3 separate regions of the Homo sapiens genome follow, and all the other regions are linked to region 1. The links are chromatin contacts, found by Hi-C or POLR2A ChIA-PET in ENCODE. All regions are on one chromosome and are shown on one strand. Each heading gives the region's core, a stretch centred on a gene start or an enhancer-like site at or near the end of the contact. The rest is flanking DNA. Distances are from core to core; before and after follow the strand shown.

The links. Hi-C counts contacts between places; a loop is a spot of excess contacts on that map. ChIA-PET counts read pairs that join two places held with the same protein, here RNA polymerase II (POLR2A). Pooled maps may share reads with other maps.
Region 2: a loop to region 1 is called in a map of CD4-positive, alpha-beta T cell, with 2.3 times the contacts of the local background. The contact joins the enhancer-like site here to the promoter of KLF5 in region 1. A Hi-C loop is called at or near these places in 2 of 168 maps with a recorded cell type or tissue (CD4-positive, alpha-beta T cell and naive thymus-derived CD4-positive, alpha-beta T cell) and 7 of 50 pooled maps. POLR2A ChIA-PET finds 5 or more read pairs at or near these places in 2 of 52 experiments (BJ and CD4-positive, alpha-beta T cell).
Region 3: a map of mammary epithelial cell shows a loop between it and region 1 (8-fold over the local background). The contact joins the enhancer-like site here to the promoter of KLF5 in region 1. A Hi-C loop is called at or near these places in 1 of 168 maps with a recorded cell type or tissue (mammary epithelial cell) and 2 of 50 pooled maps. POLR2A ChIA-PET finds 5 or more read pairs at or near these places in 2 of 52 experiments (MCF 10A and PC-9).

What each region holds. Positions count from the first base shown.
Region 1 is chr13:73,056,189-73,061,049 of GRCh38, reverse strand. KLF5 (KLF transcription factor 5) reads right to left here and starts at 2,045. Exons shown (of 4, transcript NM_001730.5): 1 at 1,462-2,045. The coding sequence starts at 1,722. RefSeq lists silencers at 1,282-1,371, 1,692-2,301.
Region 2 is chr13:73,518,498-73,523,358 of GRCh38, reverse strand. No RefSeq gene overlaps it. Among named protein-coding and RNA genes, the nearest start is that of LINC00392, 43 kb to the left of the region's middle. RefSeq lists enhancers at 1-379, 380-881. Within about 2 kb of position 2,603, at least 2 of the 41 ENCODE cell types and tissues checked have a DNase peak (open chromatin) inside an H3K27ac peak, as active enhancers do; they include CD4-positive, alpha-beta T cell, where a contact is called at or near this core.
Region 3 is chr13:73,463,391-73,468,251 of GRCh38, reverse strand. No RefSeq gene overlaps it. Among named protein-coding and RNA genes, the nearest start is that of LINC00392, 98 kb to the left of the region's middle. Within about 2 kb of position 2,536, at least 8 of the 41 ENCODE cell types and tissues checked have a DNase peak (open chromatin) inside an H3K27ac peak, as active enhancers do; they include PC-9 and mammary epithelial cell, where a contact is called at or near this core.

The sequences.
Region 1 (4,861 bases), core at 796-3,295:
CAGTCATCAGCAAAACATTTATCATGTCCTTCTCAGTGGGCCAATGCTACATTCCCCCCTACTCTGTAAAAAGCTCAGTCATCCCTTATCTTCTTAGTGCCTCCAGAGCAGAAAATTGACAAACTGAAATAACCAAATACTTTTCAAACGGTGATCTCTTTTCTAGGCTATAAACCAGCTTGTAACAAGTCGCCTCAAGCCTTTTCCAGCTATCTTCTCTCCTAGTATAACTTAAGCCTACATTTTTTAACACTGAAAAGGAAATTTCGAAAGATAAGAAAACCAACTAGATGGAATGGCGCATATATTAGCTGTGGCACCTTAACAGGTAAATAAGACAGTCATTTTCTGCTACTACTTCATTTCAAATGCGTTTCATCTCGGACCTTGGTGTGGATGCGGACGGGGTTTCCCGGATAGACATGATTTAAAAATAAAAATTAACGCTCTCATCATGTGAGTCACATCTCTGACAAACGCCACTGCCCTCTCACAGCAAGACCCTGGCAGACCCCACGGAGTAGGCGCTGGGTAGCAAATATACGACACGCCAAAGAGCTACTAAATGAAGTGTCTTGAAATAAACTGAACTAAACCCTTTCGTGCACTGCGCTCCCGCGGCGGTTAGTGGTTTCTGATTTTAGCTCTTCCAGCTGTTTGCATGTGGGTATGTTTCCAATTTTTTTTTCCTTGGGACAGGCTAAAAGTCCCGGGAAGTTTTTTCTGGGCTATATGACTCCCTGCGTGGGCGAAAGAAACAGGCGGTTGCTCTAATTCGGCTGCTGGGCAAGTGTAAAAGCCAACTGCCAGCTTTCAACGCGGCTCCGGGAGGAAATTTACGTGCACACGAAGAAAACAACACCCCCGGTCTTTTTTTTTTTTTTTTTTTTTTAAGGAAAAATAAGCGCTCCGACACAACCTTAGCTTTCCTAACTCTCATTTTCCAAACGCGGCCCGCAATCGCTTCTAAAGCAGGTTGAGCCACCGGGTATGAAACCTTGGGGAACCTCTCCCCAGCACCCCAATTTGCGTTTCTACTTAACCCGAGACGATGGGGATGGGGGGGAGGGCTCCAATGCCTTGGCATTGGAGAGCGGTACAGGCGAAGGCGTAATTTAAGTAAAACTGAGCGTAAGGTACAAGGTTTCGTCCCTCAAGTGTAAGAAAAACAACTAAGGTGCGCGTGAGCACCCAGTTCCCTCCCTCTTACCTCTCCCAGGCCGACCCGCCGGGGCAGATTCCCCTCCATCCTTCCCACCCCCGGCCCCCCCCCCCATTTACTCTCAGCGAAACGCGGGGCCCCGGCCAGGCGTGCAGGGCGGGGCTGCCCACCCAGCACCGGCTCCGGTGCGCCCCGACGCACGCCCCAGCCTGGAGCGGCCCCTGTCGCCCGCGAGTCGCAGCAACGGGACACGCCCGAGCCCGGGAGTGCTGCGGTGGGAGGGGAGCGGCTCTTCCTACCTGGACCAGGTCCTCTGGAGGCAGCCGCGGGCCGGTGGCGGGCGGCTGGGCCGGCTGCGGGGCCTGCGCGGGCGCGGGCTGCGCCTGCGGGCGGTGGTGCGCGTGCTTCAGCTCCTCGCCGGGGAAGAGCGCCGCGTCGCGGGCCGGATTCGCGGCGCCCAGCACCGGCTTGAGCTGCGCGAACACCGGCTCGTCCTGCGGCGCCGGCGGCTGGGGCACGGGTCCCAGGCGGGCGCTCATGCTCAGCACCCTTGTAGCCATGGGCACTCGGGGGCGCAGCTCCAGGCGCGGGTCGGGCGCACTTCCCACCTCGCCCACGCTGGCTTGGGTCGGCGAGCTCAGCGCGGGGCTGCCGGCGGAGGAGGGGAGGTTTCGGGTGGACTCCTCAGACAGCGGCAGGCAGTTTTCGAAGGCGCGCACGAAAAGCAAAACTCTTCCGCTCTTCCACACGTAAACGCCAACGTCCTCCGGGCGGCCACTTTCTCCCGCCCCGCCCCACCGTGCTCTCAGGCTCTCCGGAGCCCGCTCCCGCCACCGCCGACCTCCGCGAGAGAACCGCGAGCGCACGTACCTGCCCCGCGACTACTGACACTTGACGCCCGCCTCTATTTCACCCAACTCCGGGGGGGCGGGGCCCGATCGCCTGATTGGCAGCGCCGCCGCGAATCCCGAGGCCCCGAGGCCGGCCAGGCCTGAGCGGCCAGCCTATGAGCAGGGAGAGAGGCAGCCAGGGCCCCGCCTCCGTCGGCCCGACCGCACCCCTCTCGGGCCACGAGCTTCGCGCGCAGGGCGGCCGCGCAGTTTGTACACAACTTCTCTGACAGATTGGGCTGGCGGAGCCGGGGGCGGAGGGAAGTAGCGGAGCGGGTGGAATCTGGGAAGAGGGGGAATTAGGGTGGAGACGCGGAGGGAGATCTCTTCGCACTGTTCTCTGCCAGGATTAGGAAGAAAAAGAGTATTGCACGTCTTAGGTGTTGTGCAAGGACCTGAAACTCAAAAGCTGAAACCCAGAAGGCAGCTAGGTAGGGGCGCTGAGGCTTTTAGAGATTTGTCTAATGAGTGTGTACTTTTAAATATCCAAAATGTACTTCTCTTTAGCAGAAAACTAGGGGCGGTGTGATAAACAAATTTAAAACAGCTCTTGTCCCTGTGTATCTTTAGCAGTGAGTGTATCCGTTTAACAAGGCAAATTCAGAATGCCTGAATAAAAGATTTGATGGCAAGCGTTTTTTCAGATCCTTGCATAAAAGCCTGGGTTTTTCCCACTCCTTCAGGATTTTAATTGCTAGACGTTTTCCCACACATTTCTACTTCCCATCCGTGTGTGGGGAGGAGGGCTTGGGCCATATGAATTTTGAAGTTTCTAATATTTAAGCCGTGTTGATTCTAGCCGAAGCATGGAATCTAATTTAAGCACGACTAGCTCAAACGTGTATTTAAATAGACATTACATCTTTGACTTATTTTTGCTAGCACTGTATGTTCAAAAAATGGACTTTAATATTTACAAAGCAGAAACCTAGCACATTTACCTCACATTGTGGCACCTTTTCCTACGAAGAGACAATCAAAAAGCCGCAAACATAGACACAGAGCAGCTCTGAAAACTGGGAATCCAAATTTGTTGGAAAGTAATAGCCAAATATATTACCATCCATTTACTATGTTGTTATAATGGGAGGGTGAATTTTTGCCAGCAATCACCTAAGGAAACCACTTCCCTTAATCCTTAATGTTCTTGTACATGATTTTATCTGGCTTATTGGGAGGACGGAACAATAAACTGCAATAAAAATGCCTGTGATATTACTACAAATGTACATATGTTGACACACAATATACCATTAGACAGTTTTACATATACCACAGCCTATTCATCACTTCAGAGTAAAACAGCTTTAAAAAAAAGTCTTGGATAAAAACGTTCACTTCAAAGAGTGTATCTATCAAAGGTATGGATCTCATTTTCAATGGGTAGAAAATTAATATGCACATAAAGAAATGTATTTATTATTAGAAAATATAAAATTATGCTGTAAACTGGGTTTTTCTCCTTTTCCTTCTCTTCCTGTTGACACATGATTCATTTTTATAGCTGTGATCACTGCCTTCAGAGAATGGCTGATGACTACTTTCATGTTATCAAAGTATTATTTAATAAGTGCTTTTGCAAGTTTTTCTCTAACCAAGCAGCCCCATGCTGTCCATCTTCATCTTTAAAAAGCTGTCCTGCTTTTCTCTAATGTAAAACCTATCATGTAATTAATTAGCTTAGAAACAGATTATAGAATTAGGATGGGATTTAATGTAACTCTTTTAAAAAATTGAGCTTTGAAAGATTTTTAGTTACTTAATTCTGATAACATCAAACCTAAATGTGATGTAGATAATTCTTAATAGAACTTTTGTGCTCTTGTAACTTTAAGCTAAATCTAACTTAGATTTAATACATTCGGTAGCTGTATCTTAATGTGCTTTTAAACCTATCTAGACCTTTCCTTTTGTCTTTTTACGAGAGCTTCAGTGGCCCGGTCTTTCAACCTAAGTTTTCACTGCAATAAAATCCATGTATTTTACTGGAAATGCTTCTATAATTTCACACCACTTTTTAACATGCTTTCATTTACAAAAGCTTTTTCATTGCAAAAAAAAAACCATACAACTAAGTTTTTAATATTTTTAGTCTTGTTAATTTTTCATATTTCCACTTTTCATAATATAGATATGAAGCTAGCGTTGGGGTTCTTATAGTAACTGAATATATTCCTTTTTGCTCCAATACAGTAGCAGGTTTTAAAATTCCATTTTGGGCATAAAGATTCATGAAATAGGGCTGCCACTTTTAAGTAATAGTTTCTCTGAAATGCCCTGCTCTGCAGTCTCACAGAAAATAACTAGCTTAGCACTGTACAATAGTACGGAAATTGGAAAGTAATCCTTTTCGGAGACATTTGCCATGTGATTCTGAACATATAAAGAACATGTTCGACCAAGTTTCCTTGCTGTTGCTTTTAACATAAATGCTACAGCTGCAAACCTGTTTCACCGACTTAGTAAAAAGGGTTAAAACTTGATAAATATTTTTCAAATGTTCCAGGTTCTACATTGGCTTGAAGCCAGACAGTGTGAATGGACAGATCCTCAATTACTTTGAACTTTCTAGTTCTTTGCATTCCTTCCCGCTTAGTAGTGCTGTACCATTAGGGAAGATAGGAGAAAACAAAAAACAAATGTCAGGTTTCAGAAATCAATTAGTGGCCTGGCAGTGGTGTGTTAACTGAACTGTGCCAAAACAGGGGATTCTGAGGGAATGAAATAAAAATGTTGAGTAGTCAAGTTAGGTAGGAGGGTAAGCATAGAAGCAGTGTGCATGCTTAAGTCCTTAGTCACTGGGCAACAC
Region 2 (4,861 bases), core at 1,354-3,853, 460 kb before region 1:
CTCTATTGAAATAAACAAGTCTAATAACACCGGATGTGAACGGCAAATTTGAATTTTAAATTTCGAACACTACAGGTAAGAAGCAGGCAGCAAAAGGGGAGCAGAGTATCACCTTCCGAAAACATAACCCACCTCTTACGCCACAAACTTCGGGCCTTGGCAACAGGAGGCGGCAGCATAGCAGCCCAGCCTGGGAGCTGCCCTGCTGCTGCTTTCTAGAGAGGATGGAAATGGATGTGAATGTAGCTCAGCATTCCAGAAACACAGCAGCCTGGCACAGTGAATGCTGGAGTGGGGCCTGGTTCTCGCGCAAGTTGCAGGAAAGATTCTCTGTTCTCCCCAGGTCCTGGCAGGTGTGAGATAGAGGTGCAAGCAAGTAAAAAGAACACCTTGATTTCACAAGGGTATGCCAACGGTGACCTTCAGTTTGTTGTCCCAGCATGCGGCACCATAGCCTATCGGCCTGCAGGAAAGCCCCTGCAGACAGGGAGGTTTGCTGGGAGGCTGGGGCAGATGCTGGTGGCCTGTGCTCAACTTCACACACTGGCATTAGCACTGGAGGGGATTCTACTCAACCTTCCAGCAAACAAAAAAGCATTCTTTATGGGAGGGCCCGGGCACGGTGGCTCACACCTGTAATCCCAGCACTTTGGGAGGCTAAGGCGGGTGGATCACCTGAGGTCAGGAGTTCGAGACCAGCCTGACCAACATGGTGAAACTACATCTCTACTAAAAATATAAAATTAGGCAGGGGTGGTGGCGCATGCCTGTAATCTCAGCTACTTGGGAGGCTGAGGCAAGAGAATCATTTGAACCCGGGAGGCGGAGGTTGCAGTGAGCTGAGATCGCACCATTGCACTCCAGCCTGGGCAACAATTGTGAAACTCTGCCTCAAATAAATAAATAAAGTGAGAGGTACTGCAGGAGATGGTGTTTCTAAGAGCATGGAGAGATGGTAAAGAAAGACAAGTTGGGAATTGACAGAGAGGCTGTACTAGAACAATGTTTTCAAGTTCAACCTCAGGTCAATAGAGTTTGCTAGATACGAGAAACATGGAAATAAATGTTCTTTCTCTTTTCCAAGTGATTTGAGGAAAATATTCACTCTGAGAAAGCACTTCCTTATGCTTCTCAAGATGAAAAGAAGGTTTCTATTTATGTATCATCCAAATGTCCTGGTGAGGAGCAAAACTTATTTGTCAAACACGCTGAACCTACCCACCCATATTGACTCATCCACTATCTCAGATGCTCTCTGAAATCCAGAATCTTTAAAAAGGAAAATAAGATACTTCATTGGCGTTTTTTTTTTCCCAGAAAGTTACTTATTATGACTTTTGTAGCTTTGCATTTTTTCTTTACTTCAACATGTTATTTTAAAAAACTTTTTGGTTTATTGTTAATTTCCCCTTTTGCGGGCTCAGTTGTACAATATGGTATGTGTGTTGGCTGTAATTTTGGAGCTGAATTTATGGGCCTGCTATAGTTCAAATGATAGTCTATTTTTGCTTGTTTTATTTTTTCCTGGGCTTGATATGTTTTATGAGGTTCTTTCCTATAGTGCTGGCATTCATATCTGGCATAACCAAAATTCTGTCTCTTATTTAATATTCCTTCAAAGCTTTAAACCTAAGTATTTTCTTTTCCTTTGTATGATGCTGGAGCTTGTTGTGATTTTTAAAAAATATCTGGAAACATTTCCTTCCACATCAGAAACTCAAGTTTGCAAGAAATCCCTTTGGGAGCCTTGAAATGTTTATTTGAAGGGCAGACAGGAGGGACTGACAACACTGGACCTCCTGTCCACCCAGTCCCTGTGTGCATCTGCGGGAGAAGGGATGAGGTTGGAGTGAGGAGACTGGCACTGATTCTTCACCCAGACCCTCTGAAGCCCTTACCTGCCTGACATCCTCTTTCCTCTCTAGTGAGGTACGACCTCACTGCTCTCATTAGTAAACAGGCTGCTCTTCTCCAAGCTTTCACTTTCACAGTGAACAGGAGACAGCCTCTACTGCTGGGTTTCTTGTACAGGCTGACTTGACCTTCCAGGAAAAATGTAAAAACAAAAACCAAAATTGTAAAGAGGTTTGGGGGAACACAGGGTGGTTCAATAAGACGGGTGCCTGTATTAGTCCACGGAATAAATTTCTGCACAATCCACTCCACCTAAAGGAAGCTATAAAAACCTTATGATTCCCCAGGAGACCCTAGATCCAGCCTAGCCCTGCCCCTAACTAGCTATGTGGCTTTGCACAAGTAACTTCTCCAGGTCTGAGTTTTCAGGTAAGTCAGAGATGAAAGGGACTATGGGATCTTCAGGCCCAACTCCCTGCTATTTCTAGTGTGGAAATAGAAGATTGGAGGAGCCGAATGACCTGGCAAGGTCACGGTTAGTTAGAGGCGGGTCATCTGACTCTCCATAAAACTTTTTTTTCCACCACATCATACAGTTTCTCTCACGTGTAAAACTTGACTGGGGAGTGGGGAGAAGATGGCAGTTAGGAGGAGAGGAGGGGAACAGTTGTGAAAGTTTCTTGAAGTTTTCATGCTGTGCAGCATCCACGGCTGTGGGAAGCTAGGTTGATGCATGTTCAGAGCAGCCACTTCTAATGCCTCCATTTCCTCCTCACTTGTCTCCTCCCCGTCTCTTTCCCCCTCCCTTCCACTTTTTCTCCACACCTCATCACTGTTTTCTTCTTTATCATCTCCCTGTTTCTTTTCTATTCTTCATGATTCTGAGTTAGGAAATACCTTACCAGCAGGTATAGTTTATTGTGCTTTTTGCTTTTTTTTCTTTTCTTTTCTTTTCTTTTTAAGAAAAGGTCTCACTCTATTGCCCAGGCTGGAATGTGGTGGAATGTGTGGCTGCAATCACGGATCTCTGCAGCCTTGAGCTCCTGGACTCAAATGATCTTCCCATCTTAGCCTTCCAAGTAGCTGGGACTACAGGCACATGCCATCACACATCACACATCTCCCAACTTTTTTGTAGAGATGGGGTCTCACTATGTTGCCCAGGCTGGTCTCAAACTCCTGGGCTTAAGCGATCCTCCCACCTCAGCCTCCCAAAGTGCTGGGATTACAAGTGTAAGTCACCATGCCTGGTCTTTTGCATACTTTATTTTCTTTAGGAGAAAAATATGAGAGCTAGCCAATCAGTAAATAGAAATTATGTCCCTTCAAAGACAAAGTGTTTCCAAAAAAAAATTTTAGGAAGATGGAATTAGATGAAAAAAAAAAAGATCTTGTTTTATATTTTTGGGCTTTAGAGGTTAAATCATTTCTATAGAAGGGTGTGCTAGAAAGAAAAGTTAGAAGGCTTGCTTCTGGAAAATGCAGCATTCTAATTCAAGTGTTGTCTGAGAAGAGAAAGCAGAGAGTACTCATTGTACTAATGTGAAAAAGATGAATGACACCTAAATGGGTTTTCTTTGCATCACAGACCACAGTTAAGTGTTTTACATGCATTTGTCACTGCTATTAATGTAATCACATAAAACTTTCTCTTGTTCTCAAGTGCTTTTAAAGTGAGCTATTTGAGCTTTTGATTCTGCAGGTTTTCCTTCTCTTTCAAAATTAGCAAAGGTAATATGTAAGCCCTGAAACTTTTTTTTTTAAATGTAAGAGCAGAAGTAAAGAAAAGAGTATGGTAGTTGCTTGGGTAAATTGAGAACCGTGGCGTATCTTTCATGGGCTGTTGCCCGTAATTGTAATAAAAATATCCTGAGAGGATCATAAAGGACATTGCAAGTGTTTTCTGAATGATATATTAGTACCAGATCATCTATGCAGGCCGTCTGCACAGCCATTCTTCTCCTGTTGTATTTTCCCTCTGACTGAGGAACTCCTGGCCGCCTCAGGGAGAGACTCCCTGCTGTGCCCCCGACAGCAGGAAAATCTTGGGATGGACACAGGGTAGTCATGGGCTTTGCTTTGGCATGGTTTCTGGAGCTCACAGAGTTCTAACTATGTCAGAGGCATGGGAACCAGAGCAACTCCATCTTGAATGGGGCTGGGTAAAATGAGGCTGAAACCTACTGGGCTGTATTCCCAGACGGTTAAGGCATTCTAAGTCACAGGATGTCATAGGAGGTCGGCACAGGATACAGGTCATAAAGACCTTCCTGATAAAACAGGTTGCAATAAAGAAGCCAGCCAAAACCCACCAAAACCAAGATGGCCACGGGAGTGACCTCTGGTCGTCCTCACTGCTACGCTCGCACCAGTGCCATGACAGTTTACAAATGCTATGGCAACGTCAGGAAGTTACCCTACATAGTCTAAAAAGGGGAGGCATGAATAATCCACCCCTTGTTTAGCATGTCATCGAGAAATAACCATAAAGATGGGCAACCAGCAGCCCTCAAGGCTGCTCTGTCTATGGAGTAGGCATTCTTGTATTCTTTTACTCTCCTAATAAACTTGCTTTCAATTATGGACTCACCCTGAATTCTTTTTTGCATGGTATCCAAGAACCCTCTCTTAGGGTCTGGATTAGGACCCCTTTCCTGTAACAACTAGAGTGGGCTCCTTGAAGGGTAGTGAAAAGCCTCTCTTTACCACTTCATTGTACCCTGCCCCAGTCTCAAGAGTGAAAGGGGGCCTGCCTCCTTTCTTCCTTCAACCAGAAAGACCTGATTTGAGACTTGGTTCACCATTTCCAGGCACTGTGGCCTTGGACAAATGATTTAATCTTTCTGAGCCTCAATGCTTCGTATAATACCCACCTTCCAGGGCTCCACTGAGATCATGCATGGAAAGTACCTGGCATAGAGGCTGGCACAGGAAATGCACCTAGTGCTACATGTTCATTCTGCCCGCCAGCCTACTAAAGGGCCATGAAGTTACCAAAAGTGGCTTT
Region 3 (4,861 bases), core at 1,287-3,786, 410 kb before region 1:
AAAAAGTCTTCACTGTATGTTTCTTTATCTATATCTTTTTTTTTTTTTTTTTTTTTTTTTCGGAGATGGAGTCTTGCTCTGCTGCCAGGCTGGAGTGCAGTGACGTGAGTTCAGCTCACTGCAACCACTGGGAACTCCACCTCCCAGGTTCAAGGGATTGTCCTGCCTAAGCCTCCTGAGTAGCTGGGACTACAGGTGTGCACCACCACACACAAATTTGTGTATTTTTAGTAGAGACAGGGTTCCACCATGTTGGCCGGGATGGTCTCGATCTCTTGACCTCATGATCCACCCACCTTGGCCTCCCAAAGTGCTGGGATTACAGGTGTGAGCCACCATGCCTGGCCCTCCTTATTTATATCTTGATAGCTTCCTCCACTTAATGTTACTGTTCCTAATAGTGGTTGGGGTGTGTGTGTGTGTGTGTGTGTGTGTGTGTGTGTGTGTGTGTTTGGGCTAGGAAATGTAGAGTGGAGCATTGTGGTAATTTCTGAGCTGTTACACTGTCATATCACGCACACATGCAAAAGAGGATTTCATTAAGATATGGAGCATTCCACACATTAATGAGACCCAACTTAATTCCATGGAAGTGGTGTGTGATGGTAAACACAGGAAACCTAGGATTTCTTATAAGCTAATGTTTCACACTGTGCAGAGAGCAGCTGTCAGTCTGGGCATTTATATTTTAGCAATCCTCTTGGACAAGACTTTTAAACTACAACCAAGATGCAGGTGGCAGGATGCAGGAGACATGGCCTTCAGGGGAAATTTACTCTGCAATTTCTCAGCAGGGCTGGACTCTACTCAGTAATTATTCCAGCTCTGGGGAAATCCTAGATCTTGACAATTCTCCAGGAAAAGGAGGTGGGTGGAGCAACAATGCTCTTCCGCCCCCAGAAATGCCTGGTAACTTGGAATCATTGGAGAGTGCCCAGCTTGTTCTGGGAAAGAACATATATCCTAGCTAGAGTTAGTTCTTCCACTAGCAGTAAGACAGCCCTTCCCCTATCTTAGCCACGTCAGCAGTTTCCAAAAATCTGTCTTGGGAAGACAATAGTGCTAGTGCCACAGCTACCCATATAGCACCTTTATACAAACACACAAAAGGCACCCCTCTGGGCCAGTGTAGCCTCACCTCAGGGTGTATGGCCCAGTGAGCATGGTGCACACGGGATTTTAGCCCCAGCCTGCTACCTTCTCCACTGGGTGCCCTTGTGTGAGGCACAGCCTACAGGTACAGTAGCTCTGACTTATACTCTTCACTTGCTGTTCTCATTCAAATATTATAAACAAAACAGCAACCATCGGGTGTTTCAGGCTTAATATTTGCAATCTTCAGCAACACCTTGATAACAGTCCATTAAGTGAGATCTGCTGATAGTAAGCCCCCTGATTAAACCTTTGGCTTCCCAGTTTGCCATATCCTGTCTGCTTCAGACACATCATTACCCAGGTTATAAGCTGATGTGTCCAAGATAAAGCCTGACTTTAAGATGACTCTCACAGTGGTTTATTTGTAAGACACGTCAGAAAATTTCAAATTATTTTAAGCCTGTCTTGCATGACTTCATGTTGCAATCCTTACCTGTTATAATCTTCAAGTCATGAAATAACTTTGCAAAAGAATTGTTCATGTACTGTAACACAATTCTAGAGAATTTCTCCTGAGGTTCGTCGAGGTTACAAGAAATTTTTTAAAAAGGGTGGCAGCACTATGCTGAAAATATGTTCCCTTTTAGCTAAGCCACCAACATAAACCATATGTCACTCGTTTCTCTGTGGAAGAAGTGTCCTTTGCAAGGGCAGCCTTGAAGGCACAGGGAGCACAGACGGTCTCTCTCCTCACAGGAGAGAAAAGAGTACCAGGTTGCTGACTAGAAAGGGTTAAACAAGCAGTGGAGAAATGGAAACAGATAAGAACGATTCTTGTCATTTCTTTGCTGCATCCTTGCCTAGCACTGTGCCTAGGACAGAATAGGTGCTCAATGAATGTTTACTACATGATTAATTAATCATCGATTACCATTGCACAATGACCTTGGGACATATGCCACCATCCAGACTCAGTTTATTTATATGTGGAAAATCAATCCAGGGTTTTTAGCTCAGTTTTGGTTCATGCCTTGAGAGACCAAGATTACTGGCTTAATTTTACACATTCCAAAATGGATTCTATTTTTCTCACTTTTAGACACAGTGAACATGACTATGATCACGTGTGCGTCAACTGCATAAGCATATCCTGACAGGTTTGAAAAAATAATAGCTATTTAATTTACAAAGAATGTTGCTATTATTAAGGACATGTCAGTTCCAATGGATTAGGGCAGATCATCACATTTTACAAACTGCCAACATGTAGTGACACTTTCCTCTATAGGATGAGTTTCATCAGATTGAAGTGCTGGTTTCTGGTTTATAATTCAATCCATTTCGCTGACTCACAGAGGGTGGAGTAAAATGACAACGTCCTTTGGTCCTTCAGTCAGAGTTTTTCTTATTACTGGGTGATTATGCATTTATCTTCTTACCACATGAGGTGCTGTGTAAAACCATGGTCAATAATTACCACCCTGAAACTGACTTTTATGTACCCTAGAACTGCCCTCACATAAACACGTTGGATCAGAGAAAACAAATGAAACATAAGACTGTCATTAAACCAAGAAAGTTTGGAGGGACAGGAAGAAAGAAAAATACCATGGCTGTGCCAGCACAAACGTTGCCCAACAAGAGACTTCAATAGCCAGCCACCTTCACTGTCAGGTACATTATGCACAGCTACAGTTACTGCCTGTTGTAAAGGGAAGAAAACACTGGCCAGATACAGCATAACAAAGCTTGCATTGTACACACAAGTATATAGGATATAAATATGGAAAACCAAATGCTATCTCTGTTGAAAGAAAATAGGAGGCCTTTAGTGCGGGCAACTGTCTGAACCGGGAAATTAGGTTTAGACTTAAACCTTCCTCTCTCTCCCACACTCCTACTTTTTGAGGAGTTGGTGTTCTCTGATACTTTTGGCCAAATGTGTACAGACAGCTGTTGAAGTGTGATAAGGGATTTATGCCCTTCTAGAGTAGGCATAAAGGACTCCAGAGAACCTGGGGTTGTGTGACAGTTCAGAAACTACCAGTAGATACAATGACAATGAAATTATAAACTCCCTGTAGTGCTTTTTATGTTTAATATATGTTCCTTTCTAGCTAAGCCCATTTAAAATTAGGAACAATAGACCTTTGCCAAACGCTTTGGTAGTACTGCCTCTGTGTGCTGTGCCAATGACAGCCCTTACCTCCTCCCTAAAAGCAAAAACAGTCCAGACGTTGACAGTCATCACTTCCTCCCTTTTCTTCATGGTTTATGCCCTAAATGTACATCCTTATATACAATAGTACAGTATTTATTTAAAATACTTAAAAATAAATGTCTTTGAGGGCTCTCAAATTACAGCTTCCCCCCTCCCCCTTTTTTGCTTTTTGCAATTTGAAGAAATTGAGTGATTTGGCCTGTGAAGTTTCCTGTAGACTGGATTTTGGTGATGTAATCCCTCTAAGGTAATTCCAGCTTTTTTTTTCCTGGTCTCTAATTTTCTGAGGCTTGATTCTATTTAGGTTTATTCTTTTTTTTTCCGAAATAAGTTTATGGGTGGCAATGTGTTTTTGCATTGGGAGGCACTTAAAAAAAATTAGGGGCCAGGCGTGGTGGCTCACACCTGTAATCCCAGCACTTTGGGAGTCCAAGGCAGGTGGATCTTCTGAGGTTGGGGGTTCAAGACCAGCCTGACCAACATGGAGAAACCCCGTCTCTACTAAAAATATGAAAATAGCCAGGAGTGGTGGCACGTGCCTGTAATCCCAGCTACTCAGGAAGGCTGAGGCAGGAGAATCGCTTGAACCGGGGAGGCGGAGGTTGCAGTGAGACAAAGTTGCGCGCCACTGCACTTCAGCCTGGGCAACAAGAGCGAAACTCCGTCTCAAAAAAAAAAAAAAAAAAAAAATTAAAAACAGTTTAATTTAGGAAAGATTGATTTTTAATAGATTTCCCATTTAATATTTGAATAAACAAAGTGCAGTTGGCCCTCTGTATCCATGGGTTCCACATCTATGGATTCAGTTTGCTGTGGATTAAGAATATTCAGAAAAAAAAAAAAGAAAATAACAATAATAAAAACAATGCAAATGAAAACATACAGTATAACAACTATTTACTTAGCATCTACATTGTATTATAAATAATCATAAGTAATCAAGTATCATACGTAATCTAGAGATGATTTAAAGTATATGGGAGGATGTGCATAGCTTATATGCAAATACTGCACTCCATTTTATATATGTGACTTGAGCATCCACAGATTTTGGTATCTATGGTGGGGTGGGGAGTGCCCGGGAACAAATTCCCTACAGGCACTAAGGGATGACAGTATAGCCAATTCTTGAGTATCTGTGTCAATAAAGGAAAATGGTAGCATACTGATGGAAAAGAAAAACAATCAATGAATCCTGAATATTTCTCCTTGAAAAGTGTTTCTGTATTTACATTTTACTGTAGGTATGCCTCAATCCTGGAGATTTGAAATATTTAAACAAATTAATGAAGCCCTAATTCTGGAGAAGGTGGAGGACAAGCCATCTCCCCCATTCCATTAGCTGCACAACTCCTCCCCACCCCTCACTTTGTGCAAAAAACTGACAGTGTTGACAGTCAACACTGCACAGCATGGATAATGAAAACATGGCACATATACACAATGGAATACTATTTAGCCATAAAAAGAATGGAATCCTGTCTTTTACGGCAACATAGATGAACCTGGAGCCATATTATGCCAAGTGAAATAAGCCAGGCAGAG